Linked DNA regions of Homo sapiens: region 2 is linked to region 1. A link is a loop called in an ENCODE intact Hi-C map of the cell type or tissue named here. Cell type or tissue: CD14-positive monocyte. All regions are shown on one strand.

What was found. Hi-C counts contacts between places; a loop is a spot of excess contacts. Peaks named below come from ENCODE experiments on the same cell type or tissue, not always from the same donor. Only the 100,000 strongest peaks of a DNase experiment are listed, where the experiment ranks them.
Region 2: it touches region 1 in a loop (5-fold over the local background); 17 of 110 quality-filtered maps call a loop at or near these places.

What each region holds. Positions count from the first base shown.
Region 1 is chr4:38,176,491-38,184,490 of GRCh38, forward strand. No RefSeq gene overlaps it. Among named protein-coding and RNA genes, the nearest start is that of LINC02513, 190 kb to the right of the region's middle. RefSeq lists enhancers at 1,074-1,343, 3,074-3,243, 3,544-3,603. In CD14-positive monocyte, CTCF peaks have their summits at 3,352 (motif pointing right) and 3,559; DNase peaks (open chromatin) are centred at 1,351 and 3,331; H3K4me3 peaks cover 1,191 bases; H3K27ac peaks cover 1,265 bases.
Region 2 is chr4:38,856,208-38,864,207 of GRCh38, forward strand. TLR6 (toll like receptor 6) reads right to left here and starts at 610. Exons shown (of 2, transcript NM_006068.5): 1 at 554-610. RefSeq lists an enhancer at 1,059-2,258. In CD14-positive monocyte, CTCF peaks have their summits at 730 (motif pointing left), 940, 4,799 (motif pointing left), 4,998 and 1 weaker place; DNase peaks (open chromatin) are centred at 684, 1,564, 1,844 and 4,824; H3K4me3 peaks cover 2,537 bases; H3K27ac peaks cover 3,598 bases.

The DNA of each region.
Region 1 (8,000 bases):
CAGGAGTTGGAGGCTACAGTGAGCTACAACGGTGTTCCTGCACCCTAGCCTGGATGACAGAGTAAGACCCTGTCTCTAAAATAAATAAAAATAGGCCGGGCGTGGTGGCTCACCCCTGTAATCCCAGCACTTTGGGAGGCCGAGGCGGGCAGATCACGAGGTCAGGAGATCGAGACCATCCTGGCTAACACGGTGAAACCCCGTCTCTACTAAAATAAGTACAAAAAATTAGCCGGGCATGGTGGCCGGTGCCTGCAGTCCCAGCTACTCGGGAGGCTGAGGCAGGAGAATGGTGTGAACCCGGGAGGCGGAGCTCACAGTGAGCCGAGATCGCGCCACTGCACACCAGCCTGGGCGACAGAGCAAGACTCTGTCTCAAAATAAAATAAAATAAATAAATAAATAAATAAAAATAAAAATAAAAACAAAACCAAACCCCAATGAATCAAAGCCTTAGGTCCTTTCTGGATTTACCTGTATTAAAAAAATTGTTTCCTTTGCCTGTTAAGGAGAGCCACTGAGAAGCAGTGTGAGGGGTTCCGTTGCTTCTGCACCTTCCTGACTGCGGTGGGCAGAGTGTCAGGAAACCCTGCAGGCCAGGCCACACCACCAGGAGAAACCAAAACAGAACAAGAAACCGCGTGCAGCAGAACACGGAAAAGTCCTTTGTTGTTTAAAGTTTTTATCTTGCTTGTGGCAAGTCTGACGATTCAGCAACCACCACAGCTGCATTGGGCTGAGAGTTTCCTTGTAGGTCTTTTCTCCAAAGCCGGAACAATAGCAGGGGGTTAGTCCTTCCCTCTGCCCAGCTCACGTTCCAGTTTCTGAAATGGGTTTGGGACAAGCAGAGCTTGGAGCAGCCGCCCTGAGGTTTTTATCAGACTAATTCAAGTGAGAGGAGGCAGAGTAAAACTAGCTGTTTAGGTTCATGGGTGATGCATTTCTGGGCATGAACTTCAGCTCTCTGTATCCTGATGTTGAAATAAGTTGAAAGAGTCAACAGGTTTCCCATTACTTGGTTAATGGGAATTAACCAAGTTCCCATAGTAATGGGGACCCTTAGTATGGTTAATGACAAAGGATCATGAAGATTGAGGTTTCCAGACCTTGCTAGGGATACAGTGAGGATCTCCCAGCCACCATACTTTCTCTCCTGTGAATCCCCCCAATCACTTGTCTCCCTACTGTGTGCTCTGAGCACAGGTGACGGGGACCCTAAACCAGGGAGCAGCAAAAGGAGGGAAAAGGAAAAGCAAGGCGACGTGGCACGCCTGTGGCAATACCTGCCAAGTGACGTGGGGGTGCTACATGTTCTCAGAACACAGCTGCGGCATGGCTGGCAGCTGGCCTGGGTGTGGCTCTTGAGGGGAGCTGCTGGGCTCGGTGCCGCTGGTGTCTGTTGCAACCTCACTTTCCTTATCTGGGAAATGAAGGCATTGGGGGTGGTGGGGGAGTCTGTCTGCTCTGTCCGTCAATCGTTATTACTGAGGCTCACACATTGTTGAAAAAGTCAAAGAATGTTTTAGGAAAACACATTTTGTAGGTATTTGTTCATTCATTCATGGATTGATTTATCCTCTCACTGAAACTTTGTTTTTACACACTGACTCTGTGCTAGGTACTGAGGGTACCAAAACCAATAAGACTGGATTTCCTGTGCTCCTGGGCTCACAGTCTTGTGAGGAAGATAGATACATATGCAGATCATTCCAGAAAAACAATCTGCTTAATAACAGAAGTGTGTGTACTGTGTTCAGCCCTGCCTGGTAGTGTTGAGAAGGCTGACACGAGGGCCAGGTCTTGCAGGAAGAGTAAGGATGCCCAGATGGTGAAAGCATATTTCAGAGGAAAGTCTAGAGCTTGCAGAAAAGAACTTTACCTGAGAGCCATGGTAAGGCTGAAAAAGAGTTTAAGGAGGCAGCAAAAGGCAGAGAAGGAAACATGGATTATCCTGTTCTATATTGGATTATCCTGTTCTATATCCAGGTGAGATTCCAGTTTATCAAGAGAGAAAAAGTCTCCCTTTTTCTTTACACTAAGAAACGCTTGGGTCTTTGCATTGGGATGGCCCAACACTGTTTATATACTACAGAGCAGGCCACTGATGCTTGTTTTTACCAGGCTACGCAGAGGAAGGTATTTCTTGTTGCTATTTCTCGCATAGACCTTTGATAAAGGCTGAAGACTTTATTAAGACTGTTGTGATTCTTACCCTTTATAGAGTCAAAGCCTCCTTCGAAAATGGGAGGAAAATAATAAGCACATAATTTGCGTAAAATTTCAGAGGTTTCCAGAACCATGTTCGCAACCCCCAATGCCCACTCATGCATTACAGGTAAAGACCTTCCACCAGGCTTAGGCTGTGAACCAGGGGACTGGAATAACCCAGCCCAGATATAGAGCTTTATGGCGACCTGGCCTGATGTTGGCATTAAGTTTGGACATTGTTGAGGAAGAAATGTTACTAGGCTGACCTTTCGTGGGCTATGGCCAAGTTTGGGTGAGGGCAGAGTGTTGACAAGTGCCCTTTGCCCTGATTTCCTGTGGCTTGGTGGTCCTGGATCTGGGAAAAGCAGAAGCAGCTTTATAGCTTGGTTTGTTAGTTGCCTGCCAAAGGAGCAGTAACCTGCGATGAGGTTTGTTTGGCACATTTTTTTTTTTTTTTTTGCCATTTATTCACTTGTTATACTCGAGTGTATATGCTGGTTTGTGTACTTTCTTTCGACTGGGGTTGGTGTATCAACTAGAGCAGGAAGGGGTGCGGTGATGACAGAAGTGGACCAAGACCATTCTCAGATGGGGAAGAGTGGAGACAGATGTGTGGGAAATTGACAGGAGCCAGGGGTCAATTTCTTATTGCCAGAGCTTTGAAAGGAAGCGAAATCCTTTTTCAGAGGGCTTTGGCAGGGCTAGTACTAGGGGGAGGCAAGTGAGACCTTTGTCGTGGGTACGAAATGCGAGCGGGTACCCAAAACTCAGTAATCAAGAAAAATAATATTTTAATGCAGTTAAAAAAAATCAAAATGCAAAAAAAAATCATAATAAATAAAGCATTAAAATTTTAAGTAAAGACAGGATGCACTCCTGTACTTGCGAGACTCTGCCTCACTTAATCCTAATCCCCATTCTGGGCTTTCTTTGGAGCCAAGAAATGCATCCCCTCAAAGTCCCAAACTTGTATTTGAACAACACTTGTGAATTGCAGTAAAACTGGTACCTGGGCATTGCTGAGTTAGTTCTTGTAGCTCTCCAGGAAATTTTCCAGGCAGTGGGAGCCCTGCTCAGGTCCAGCCTAACCACCTTTGCCCAAGAAATGTGTGTTGGCAGTGACCCAAATTTTCCACCAGGTGGCACTCTTGCTCCAACCACGTGCCCCTGAAAAGAGGATTCTTAGCTAAGAGTGATTTAAACTAATTGTTAAATTGTGCTTCTTTTTGGAAAGGCTGAAAAAAATCCTGAGCAGGAATTGGGGTAAACAATGATGGGATATAAAGAGTATTTGAGGAGTGTTCTGGAAAACTTGGAGCAAGGTAGGGCCTGATTAGTGGCCGGCCACAGGCTGTGCTGCTCTTCAGCAGGTGAGAAAAGGGAGAATTTTAAACCGCCTTTTGTTCTCAGATGCAATATAAACACATGTGACATGGGAGAGAAATGTGGGATTAATGATTTTCTGTGAAGTATATCCTGGTAACAGCTCAGGCACTTGAGTCAGAAAGACCTGGAATGTTGGTTCCACCACTTCCTAGCTGTGATCTTGGATGAATGACTGGGCTTTGACAAGCCTGAGATTCTGCATCTTTAAATGGGGATGATTGTAGCTGCTCCTCCAGACGGCCATTAGAGGATTAAATAAACGAATGCACATAAGGCTGTTTGCACGGTGCCTGGCACATAGTAAGTGTTCAACAAAGATGAGGTGTTATTATGGACTTTTAGGCAAAGCCTGTCCAGCTAAATTCCTGGGCCTGGCCTCCCTTGGCTGTTGCATTAATTAAGGAGATGACCTCAGGGTGACCCAGAGAAATAACTTGATAATGAACCATGGCTCGAGGAGACTGGACCAGAAGAGTTTCCCACCTGGATAGAGTTTCACAGGTGTGATTTTTGAAACAGGAAATCAGGCTGGGTTCCCGGGCTCCTGAGCAGAACTGTCTCACCCTCTGTGACTTGTACACATCTGACCACCAGGTGACTGATCCCACTTAAACTATGCATTGTTGTGGAAAGTATCAATTTACAAGGATGTGTATTGGAACCTTTCCATGAGTCCAGTCTGTCTCCTTACTGTTCTGAACTCCTGAACTCACAAAGATGCCCCAAATTAACTATCCTTCAATAACAATGAGTTGATAATAGTTCCTGTTTGTTGAGGCTTACTTTATGTCAGTCACTTTAATAAGCACTTTACAGACACAGGTTCCTTCATGTCTCAAAACCACCTGGAGAAGTAAGCAAACCCATTTTACAGACAAACTAAGATTTAAGGAAACTTAGTACCTTAGCAGCTCTCCTTCAGCCAGGAATTGGTATAAACTTAGATCTGTCTGACTTCTAAATCAATCAATCAATTTATCATTGGCCTATCATCTATCCATTTGACAGCTTAAGTACAAACCATTCCAATCTAATTAAAGCAATGTTCCATAGAGACCTCTAGGGTCTAAGAAAATCTTTTTTGGCCTCAATTGAGGCTTCTTTCTTGAAAATATAGGGAGATATTCATGGCTGCACCTTTGCAGATCCATACACACATAGCTCATATATGTGACTCTCTAAGTAGCATGTTCTTACTTGTGGGCACTAGGACCAAGATTATGGTCCATTCTTGTGTCCACTGCACTTCCGGGATTCCCCAGGGAGAGCTCATTTGGGAGGATGGTCTGACAGTGTCATTCTCTGTTCTGCACTGAGCTCCCTTTGCTGGCCTAGGAAAAGCTAGCTGGCCAAAATGGTCTCAGTTTTCAATGGGATGCAGTTGGACAAGAGAGGATGCATCAGACAAGATCAGTTTGACCTTGGCTGCAAGAAGGAGCAGAAGGCAAATGCTATCTTCCCCAGTGAAAAACATCACTAGCCATCCAGGGAGGAAATCTGGTTTTCTCAACTGGAGAAGATAGCTACAGTTCAAAAGTTTAGAGTCTTCTTCGTGAATACAGTTCCTGGCATCAGTTGAGGGATCAGCGTAGATAAGTGGAAGTTCCCACTTATAGCATGTTTGATTTCTTTCCCCCAATGCAGTTTATTACCTCTAAGTTTATCCTGTAGCTCAACTCGGACTAATAAAGTTTTCTCTAGTACAGAAGGTCCATAGAGGATCTACTTTATTAGTTTAAGTGGGTTTTAATTAGTCAATTAGAGAACAGTTTCTTCTCCAGGACTTAAAAACGATTTTGTCAAATTATTTCAATGAAAATATAGTTGGCTTTATTTAGTAACTAAAAAAAGTCACTTCTAGTTTATATTGTTACAAATTAAGGTCAATGAAGTTTATGGATTAAGAGGCAAGAAACAGGCCGGGTGCAGTCGCTCACGCCTGTAATCCCCGCACTTTGGGAGGCCGAGGTGGGCGGATCATCAAGTCAGGAATTCAAAACCAGCCTGACCAACATGGTGAAACTCCGTCTCTACTAAAATGCAAAAAAATTAGCCAGGCATGGTGGCACACGCTTGTAATCCCAGCTACTCAGGAGGCTGAGGCAGGAGAATGGCTTGAACCCAGGAGACGGAGCTTACAGTGAGCTGAGATTGCGCCACTGTATTCCAGCCTGGGTGACAGAGCAAGACTCTGTCTCAAAAAAAAAAAAAAAAAAAGAAAAAGAAAAAAGAAAAGTCAAGAAACAATAATGTGTTTTTCCTTCATACGTAAATATTTTTATTAAAATTAAAATGACCCAAAATAATATAATAACATATAGAATTGAGAGGTGACAACATGCTGGCAGCCCTTGCTCGCTCTAAGCACCTCCTCGGCCTTGGTGCCCACTCTGGCCGCCGTTGAGCCCTTCAGCCCGCTGCTACACTGTGGGAGCCCCTCTCTGGGCCGGCACAGGCCAGAGCCGGCTCCCTCTGCTTGTGGGGAGGTGTGGAGGGAGAGGCGCGGGCGGGAACCAGGGCTGCACGCCGTGTTCACGGGCCAGCATGAGTTCCCGGTGGGCATGGGCTCGGAGGGCCCCGCACTCAGCAGCCCGTCCCGGGCAGTGAGGGGCTTAGCACCAGGGCCAGCAGCTGTGGAGGGTGCGCCGGGTCCCCCAGCAGTGCAGACCAGCCCGTGCTGGTGCTCGAATTCTCGCTGGGCCTCAGCTGCCTTTCCGTGGGGCAGGGCTCGGGGACCTGCAGCCCGCCATGCCTGAGCCTCCCCCCATCCCCCGCCGTGGGGTCCTGCGCGGCCTGAGCCTCCCCAATGAGCTCCGCCCCCTGCTCTGCGGCGCTCGATCCCATCGACCTCCCAAGGGCTGAGGAGTGCAGGCTGGCGCTGCGGGACTGGCGGGCAGCTCCACCTGCCGCCTGGTTCGGGATGCACTAGGTGAAGCCAGCTGGGCTCCTGAGTATAGTGGGGACTTGGAGGACCTTTATGTCTAGCTAAAGGATTGTAAATACACCAGTCAGCACTCTGTGTCTAGCTCAAGGTTTGTAAATGCACCAGTCAGTGCTCTGTGTCTAGCTAATCTAGTGGGGACTTGGAGAACTTTTGTGTCTAGCTCAGGGATTGTAAACGCACCCAGCAGCACCCTGTCAAAACGGACCAGTCAGCTCTCTGTAAAACAGACCAATCGGCTCTCTGTAAAATGGACCAATCAGCAGGATGTGGGTGGGGCCAGATAAGGGAATAAAAGCAGGCGCCCTGGGCGCAGCAGCAACGCGTTGGGGTCCACTTCAGCAGTGTGGGAGGTTTGTTTTTTCAGTCTTTTCATAAATCTTGCTGCTGCTCACTCTTGGGTCTCCACTGCTTTTATGAGATGTAGCACTCACTGCGAAAGTTGGCAGCTTCACTCCTGAGGCCTGTGAAACCACGAACCCACCAGGAGGAACGAACAACTCCAGGCCGCCTTAAGAGCTGTAACACTCACGGGGAAGGTCTGCAGCTTCACTCCTGAAGCCAGCGAGACCATGAATCCACCAGAAGGAAGAAACTCTGAACACGTTCGAACATCAGAAGGAACAAACTCCAGACGCACCACCTTTAAGAACTGTTAACACTCACCGCGAGGGTCCACGGCTTCATTCTTGAAGTTAGTGAGACCAAGAACCCACCAATTCCGGACACAGAATCATTATGATTTCCTTGGAAAATGGATGTGTGGAAAGATATTTACCATGGGCTTTCTTTGGAGCCAATAAATACATCCCCTCAAAGTCCCAAACTTGTATTTGAACAACACTTGTGAATTTCAGTTAAATTAGTACCGGGAAATTGCTGAGTTAGTTCTTGTATCTAGAACTATCTTCAGTAGAATGACTGCACATCCAGATGTAGACAGGCTGGGAGGAAGGGGCCAAATCTTACTCATTTCATTATTCTCGGTCTCCAGCATAGGACTGACATGGGTCTTTGATCAACAGATGTTTACTGGTTAGAATTAAAATCCAGCATGCGGATTCTCATTTATTTGATTCCTTGAGATGAAAAGGGCCAGTCTTCTGACCTTTTAATCCACTGTCAGCACTGGCGCCCCGATCAGAAATTATAGCACAGGAGCCTAAGCTCAGAGCGACTACAAAGGGGTCAGGGCAGAGGGAATTGAAGACACAGATTCTATCCCCGTCTGGACTTTTCATATGGACGAGGGAAGAGGTTCATAGCCTCAGCTGAGCTGCAGGTCAGACAATTGGGGTGGATGCTCTTTTATTGAGCACCTGCTATATAGATCAGGATATTTGCATTCACTCTCCCATTTAATCCTCGCAAGAGGTTGTGAAAACACCGACATCGCTTCTATTATCCCCATTTAGAGATGAGGAAACCAAGTCTTAGCCAAATAACCTGCATAACGGAAGAAGCT
Region 2 (8,000 bases), 680 kb after region 1:
TTTTCTGCCAGTGCCATGCTACGCACTAGGCACCAGGGATATAAATATGAATAGGACTGACATAATTCCTGCTTTCAAAAAGCTTATGAATTAGGGACAGACACAGACCAGCAAACTGTTACAGTGACAAACGACAAGGGAGATCAAACACACGTCTGCTGTAAAAACATATAATAAATAGGTGCCATATCAGTGGTATATAAAAATTACTGTTAAATGTTACTGAAAACAATAAACTAGAGAAAGACGAAAAGAGAAAATTCGCTGGGCCAAATCAGAAGAAATAAATAACATTAGTTTTGTTCCTTAATTATCACCACAAGCGCTAGTTGTTTTCTATCTTTTCAAGACAGCTGTAAAGACGCTGCTCTTCATCCTGCTCGTGAAATTCAAAGGACATTTGCAACATCTACAAAAAAAACCACTTCAAATCATTTTGCAAAAATTTCAAGGAAACATTACCTATTTCCTATATAATGAATGGTTAGCAAACTTGCTTACTTGAAGCACCTGTGCCATAATGTGAAAAAGCCACAGAAGTCTTTCTACTTACCAAGATCTCTTTTTCAGAAGAAGAGAAAATAACTTGTAAATGAACGGAAATACAATTGAAAATGCTTGACAAACACAAGTTCTTAAAGTTGAGTAAAGCGGTACCTTAGAAACAGATTGGTGCCATCTGTTGGCCCACACTGGAATTACTCCTACGTATATTTTTACCTTTCAAAGGTCCGGAGGTGAGTTAGCAGTTTTTTCTGGGCTACAGACAAAACCAGTAATCCAATTTTCTAATTCGTGTGAGGAAGCAACTTACAAACAATTCAATGTGAAGAAAAATATTTTTCTAAGGTAATATTTCTCTGTAAGAGTTTGCAGCCTGGTTATTACATTTGTCACCTGAGTGGAAAGTTATTTTAAACAGCCTGTTTTCTATTATCACCATATTTAACATTTCAAGAATAATTGCAGTTTCCCTTATCAAGCAATTTTGAGCATTATTTTAGCTGGATGAGATAGTTTAAAATAAAATAAGTATAGTTCCACAATTTGGGTTTTTTTTTAAAAATCAACTTCTAAGGAAAGTTTACTGGTTGATACATATTTATGACTACATATTTAGCCATATGTACGAGCAATCATACCCACATTCTGATCAACATTTGGTGTTATTAAATGGTTTAGATTTTAATTTAGGAATAATAAATAACACTGAAATCCTGCAAGACTAATTTAAAAATCAATTTTCTAAAGACCATTTAGAAGAATTTCAGAATGACATCAACAAAGGCTGATTACCAGAAGTCTCTGGTTAAACAGAGACTTCTGGTGGACAGTAAACCCTTTTCCCCAGACTTCTTGCTTAACTGAGTTCTGCAAAGGACAGAAGGCATGAGTGAAACAATCATTCTATAATTTATCTCACTGTCTGGCACAATCTCATCTTTATTAAAAAAAAAACAACAACAAGTTAAGACCTTACAATTTGGCTAATGACAAAGTTGGACATCTCCGTAAGAATCACTTCTGCTTTCAGGAGGAAGAGAAAGGCTGGCTTCTTGTGATTCATCCTTACTCATCAAACATAACAGGAAGTCTCCTCAGGCCTGGGGAGGCTCAGTAAGGAGTGGATGGATCTCTGCTCCACTGGCAAAAGGAGACAGCCAGAAAGCAGCAGGTATCTGTGACCCTGGAAAACCAGATTTGTGAAACAAGCCAAGGGAAAGGGCTGGCTGTGGCTCTGAGGGAATTTCAAGTAACCGTGGACTAAAGTCTTAAGAAAACAGACAACTATCACTGCAGATCTGGGCACATTGACATGTCTCATTAGGAGATTGCATCACAACACCAATGTTCAGAAACAAGGAGACTATTCTTGTCGAGGCTGTCATAACTCAGAAACGTCTGTAAGGGGATGACAAAAACACAAAAATCAAGTAATAGCGAAGATGGCAATGACAGTTAAGCAAACAAAGAAACAGACAGTACTGGGCCGAACCTCCACTTGGCCACTTACTGTGAGGCTTGGGACAAGTCCCTTAACCTCCATTTATTCATCCACAAAATGGGAGTACTTTTAGGAAAGATAATGAATTTAAAGTGGCTGGAATAGTGACTGACACAGAAGAGAAGTCATAATAGTAAGGAGTTTGGTGCAAATCATATAGTTTTTTTGTATGCTGAGGGGTAAAGATTTCAGGATATACTATGAAGTGAAGAAAATCAAGGTGCAGGCTGGGCACGATGTCTCATGCCTGTAATCCCAGCACTTCGGGAGGCCGAGGTGGGTAGATCACCAGAGGTCAGGAGTTCGAGACCGGCTTGGCTAACATGGCGAAACCCTGTCTCTACTAAAAATACAAACATTAGCTGGGTATGGTGGCAGGCAACTGTACTCCCAGCTACTCGGGAGGCTGAAGCAGGAGAATCATTGGAACCCAGGAGGCAGAGGTAGCAGAGAGCTGAGATTGTGCCACTGCACTTCAGCCTGGGCAACAGAGTGAGACTCTGGCTCAAAAGAAAAAAGAAAGAAAGAAAGAGAGAGAGAGAGAGGGAGAGAGAGAGAGAGAGGGAGAGAGAGAGAGAGGGAGAGAGAGAGAGAGAGAGAGGGAGAGAGAGAGAGAGAGGAAGAAAGAAAGAAAGAAAGAAAGAAAGAAAGAAAGAAAGAAAGAAAGAAAGAAAGAGAGAAAGAAAGAAAGAAAAGAAAGAAAGAAAATTAAGGTGCAGAACTGTAAGAAGAGTATGACATCAATTGTATAAAATCTAGCCATTTACACAGGTTATCTTCTTGCCAGGCATTGCTGTGACTACTTTCCAAGTATTAACTCATTAAGGTGCTGTGAGATAAGTACTGTCACGTCATCTCCACTTAGCGCAGCTGGGTAATCGTTCCAGCTTGCACTGCTGGTCAGTGGTGGGGGTGGGATTCGAACCCAGGCAGTTTGGCCCCAGTGCCTATGCACTTAAGCATCATACTATGCTGCCTTAGAAGACACCCTGTGTCCTCATAAGACACACAGAGAAGAGAGATACAGAGAAGCAGAGCATTTGCAAACAGAGGCAGAGACTGGGGTATTGCAGTCACAATGCAAGGGATGTCTGGAGCCACCAGAGGCTGGAGAGAGCATCACCCTATGAACAGCTTGATTTTGAACTTCTAGCCTCCAGAACTCTGAGAGAATGAATTTTTGTTGTTTTAAGCCACACAGTCTGTGGTGATTTGTCATGGTAGCCACAGGAAACTTAATACAAGGGTCTACATACATATGTTGATAGAGGCATATGAATCTTTTTTTCTCAAAAGATACATAAGAAATGTTCACCTTTGAGCAGAAGAACTAAGAGAAATAGATTATTGGCCTTTTTTTTTTTTTTTTTGAGACAGGGTCTCGCTCTGTTGCCCAGGGTGGAGTGCAGTGGCGTGATCACAGCTCACTGCAGCCTTGACTTTCCCCACTCAGGCGATTCTCCCACCTCAGCCTCCCAAGGATCTGAGACCACAGGCATCCACCACCATGCATGGCTAATTTTTATATTTTTTTGCAGAGACAGGGTTTTGCCATGTCGCTCAGGCTGGTCTGGAATTCCTGGGCTCAAACAATCCGCCCACCTCAGCCTCCCAAAGTGCTGGAATTACAGGATTGAGCCACCCCGCCCGGCCTCTTCACCATTTTATGCTTTTTGTCCTATTTGAATTCTTCACTATATATAGATATGTATATATGTCTTAATTTTTAAAAAATAGTGTCACACTGGGTTAAGTATTATAAACATAATCTGAGGCCACCCAATACACTGTCCCAATACAGACACAGGCAAAACATTATTTTGATGACTTTTACTTGTTAAAAAATGTTGTCTTTCTCCAGATAATAAATAAATAAATAAATAAATATTAGTGTCTACCAACAGCTTTAAAGTAAGTTTTGTGACAATTATCAATATCATAAGATACACATACGACAGAGATAAGATTGATAATTTTGGCTGGGCGCAGTGGCTCACACTTGTAATCTCAGCACTTTGGGAGGCTGAGGCAGGCAGATCACCTGAGGTCAGGAGTTCAAAACCAGCCTGGGCAACATGGTGAAACCCTGTCTCTACTAAAAATACAAAAATTAGCTGGATGTGGTGGCTGGCGCCTGTAGTCCCAGCTACTCAGGAGCCTGAGGCACGAGAATCACTTGAACCCAGGAGGCGGAGGTTGCTGTGAGCTGAGATCGTGCCACTGCACTCAAGCCTGGGCAACAGAGCGAGACTCTGTCTCAAAAAAAAAAATGCTAATTTATATATTAAGTATTGATAGTAAACCTAAACTTCTCTGCTGAATTAAAAAAAAAAAAAAAAGACAAGCCGCAGACTGGGAGAAGGTATCTGCAACTTGTATAATCACAAAAGTGTTAATATACAAAATATATAAAGATTTCCTACAAATCAATTTTAAAATGACTAACAACCCCAATGCGGGGAAATGAGCAAAGGAGATCAACAGATGGATAACAGAAAAGGAAACAGAAATAGCTCAAACACATGGAAAGGTATGCATCCTCATTAGAACATGGGAAAATACAAATTAACACAACCAGGAGACACTATTGTACACCCCTAAGGTGGACAAAATTTAAAACATCTAGTAATACAAATGGTGGCCAGAACATGAAGAAACAGGAGCTCACATACATGTCCAGAGATGCTGATGTAAGTGGTCTGGGAGGGGCCGGGCATACGTTTTATTTTGAAAGCTCTTCAGGTGAGTCCATTTCATTGTAACCCCATGAAAATCAGGGGACTGAGACCTACACGCTGGCCTGAGCACAGCGCCCTCTAGTGGTCTATATCTTCTTGGGTGCACCCTTCACACACCAGAGCCTGGGAGGTGGTGCAGGTGTTCTTGACTCTCACTGCTACTTCCAGATCACTTTCCTTCCTCCAAACCCACCCCTTCTCATTGCAGTCATCTAGTGAGCCCCATCACTTCATCAAGTATTCTAGCAGTACTCACTATTTCAATCCGATACCACCCCTTTCATAATTCTAGTGATTTCCATAGCTACATAGAGACTCTTCCATTCACCTGGCCTCTGAGTTCTTGGACATTCTCTCTTCTAATAATCTTGTCCTGCACCCTACCTCAGTCATGCATTCCCTTATTATATCCTAGATATCATTATTAGCAATGGCTGCACCCCCTCCATAATCTCAGTTGCCTGAATCCCACTTTCCTTCTCTCACCTCCAACTCTTCCTCCAGTGCCAACGATTCCCCAGCCCCACTGCACTGGACTGAAAGATCATGCTCCATCCTCTTCATTATTCTTCTGCAGCTACTTACTCCTCTTTCCTCAACCCAGTTTAAATCCAGCTCTCCACTGGACTACACTGAGCTTGAGTGGCTGAATATAGTTGGAGAAAATACACACCCATGCTGACTGGCTTACTTGAAATGTATGACTAGATCCCAGCCTCAAGAGAGCAGCCATCCTCCTACCCTCCTTACTACCCTTCCCTAGCCCCTTCACTCTCCTGTTCTCCTCTTTCACACCTCCTCTTGTCTCTTTCACTTCCAAAATCTCCTTCTCGTGTCTAGGTCCTCTTTATCTCTCTGGCATGGATTACCCAAGGCTCAGATTTGGACCACTTCTTTTCTAAATCCATGCATTGTCATCTGGGTCCGTGGCTTCAAAACTATCTGCTTGCTGATGTCTCCTCAATTACCAGCTCCAGGCCAGACTTCCCTGAACTCCAGACTCTCACATTCAACAGCCTACTAAATAGTTGCTAAAACATTCTTGTTGAAAACCAACATTCTCACGCGATGATGCTTCATTTTCACAATGAAAATAGATGCTACCAGAGGAGCATTTCCACATCTTCCCCTGAAATTCTATAAGCCTCCCCTGCATGAGTTCTACCTGAACTCTTGCTGTCCTTCGGAATGAACTCTCTGTGCCAAGAGCCAGCCCCTTCCCACTGAGCACTGGGTCCCCTTCCTGCTCATCTACTCAAGGAAGTCACTCTTGCAATGATCTTCTCTCTACTGTATCAACATTTTTCTGCTCTGATGTATTATTCCAATCACATTTTTTTTTATTTTAGATAAGGTTTCACTCCCATCACCCTGGCTGGAGTGCAGTGGCATGATCTTTGGCTCACTGCAACCTTCACCTCCCAGGTTCAAGGGATTTTCTTGCCTCAGCCTTCTGAGTAGCCTGGATTACAGGTGTGTGCCATCACTCTCCGCTAATTTTTGTATTTTTAGTACAGACGGGGTTTTGCCATGTTGGCCAGGCTGGTTTTGAATTCCTGGCCTCAAGTGATCTGCCCGCCTCAGCCTCCCAAAGTGCTGGGATTACAGGCGTGTGCCACCACACCTGGCCCCAATCACCATTTTTTTTTTTTTTTTTTTTTTTGAGATGGAGTTTTGCTCTGTCACCCAGGCTGGAGTGCAGTGGTGCAATCTCAGCTCACTGCAACCTCCGCCTCCCAGGTTCAAGCAATTCTCCTGCCTCAGCCTCCCGAGTAGCTGGGACTACAGGCACGTGCCACCACGCCCAGTTAATTTTTTGTATTTTTAGTAGAGACAGGGTTTCACCCTGTTAACCAGGATGGTCTCGATCTCCTGACCTCATGATCCGCCCGTCTTGGCCTCCCAAAGTGCTAGGATTACGGGCATGAACCACTACACCCGGCCCCCAATCACATTTTAAAGCAATAATTTCTCCCATCTAAAAAAAAAAAAAAAAAAAAAAAACTCCCTTTGAATCCACAACCTTCCCCTCCTTGCTCCTCTATATACCAGAACTCCTTGCAAGAGCTTTTACTGACTATCTCTAATTGTTCTCCTCTCATTCTCTTAAATGTACTTCAGTCAGGTTTCCTTCCCCACCGGTCAGAAGAAATAGCTCTTTTCAAGGTCACCAATGATCACCACATTGCCAAATCCACGGTCAATTCTCAATTTTTAGCTTCTTTGAACTATTAGCAGCGTTTAACACAGTTGAAAGATCCTGAAATGTTTTCTTGCCTGACTTCCTAGACCCCATATCCCACTCCCCACTCTCCCTTCCCTGAATTTCCTGCTAACTCATTGGCATTCCTTCCCAGTCTCCTTCTGGGTCCTCTTTATATCTCTGGCATGGAATACCCAAGACTTAGTCTTGGACCACATCTCTAACTCCATGCACTCTCATCCTGGTCCTTCAAACCAGGATGAAGTCCCAGACTTCCCTGAACTTCAGACTCACATTCAATAGCCTGCTAAATGCTTGCTAAACCATTACTGTTGCAAGCCAAATGCCTGAATCTTTACTACCTCTAACTCCAAACCTGCCCCCTCTTGCATCCTTCCTCATATCAATAAATGATATTTCTACTCTTCCAGTAGTGCAGACTAAAATCCTTGGAGTGATTAATGATTAATTTCTCTTTTGCTCAAACTCTACATTCAATCTATAGGCAAATTTTGTTGGATTTTTCTTTGAAATATGTCCATAAGCAAACACCTCTCATGTCCCCCACTACTCCCATGGTGGTCAAAAGCATCATCATCTTTCACCTGGATAACTGCAATGGCATCCTAACAGGTATGCCAGCCTCCATCCTTCTCTCCCCTCCCACCTTCACCCAATTCCAATATGACTAGAGTCAGATACTAGAATCATACTCAAAAGCCATAAGGGTGCCAGTCTCACTCAAAGTATAAACCAAAATCCCTCTGCCCATCTCTCAGCCTCCACTACCTCTATGGCCTCATTTTCTTCTACTCTTCCCCATCCTCCCTCTGCTCCAGCCACACTGGCCACCTTACCTTTCTGTGAATGCATCATCCATGCTCCCAAACTGCCTGAGACTGTCTACAGATATGGCCACTGTTCATTTCCCTACTTCCTTAAAGTCTACATTGCAATGCCACTTTATCAGTAAGGACTTCCTTGACCACAGTTGGTCCTACCCATCATTCCCTAAACCCTGTAGATTCTATAGCCTGCTTTACTCCACCACCTC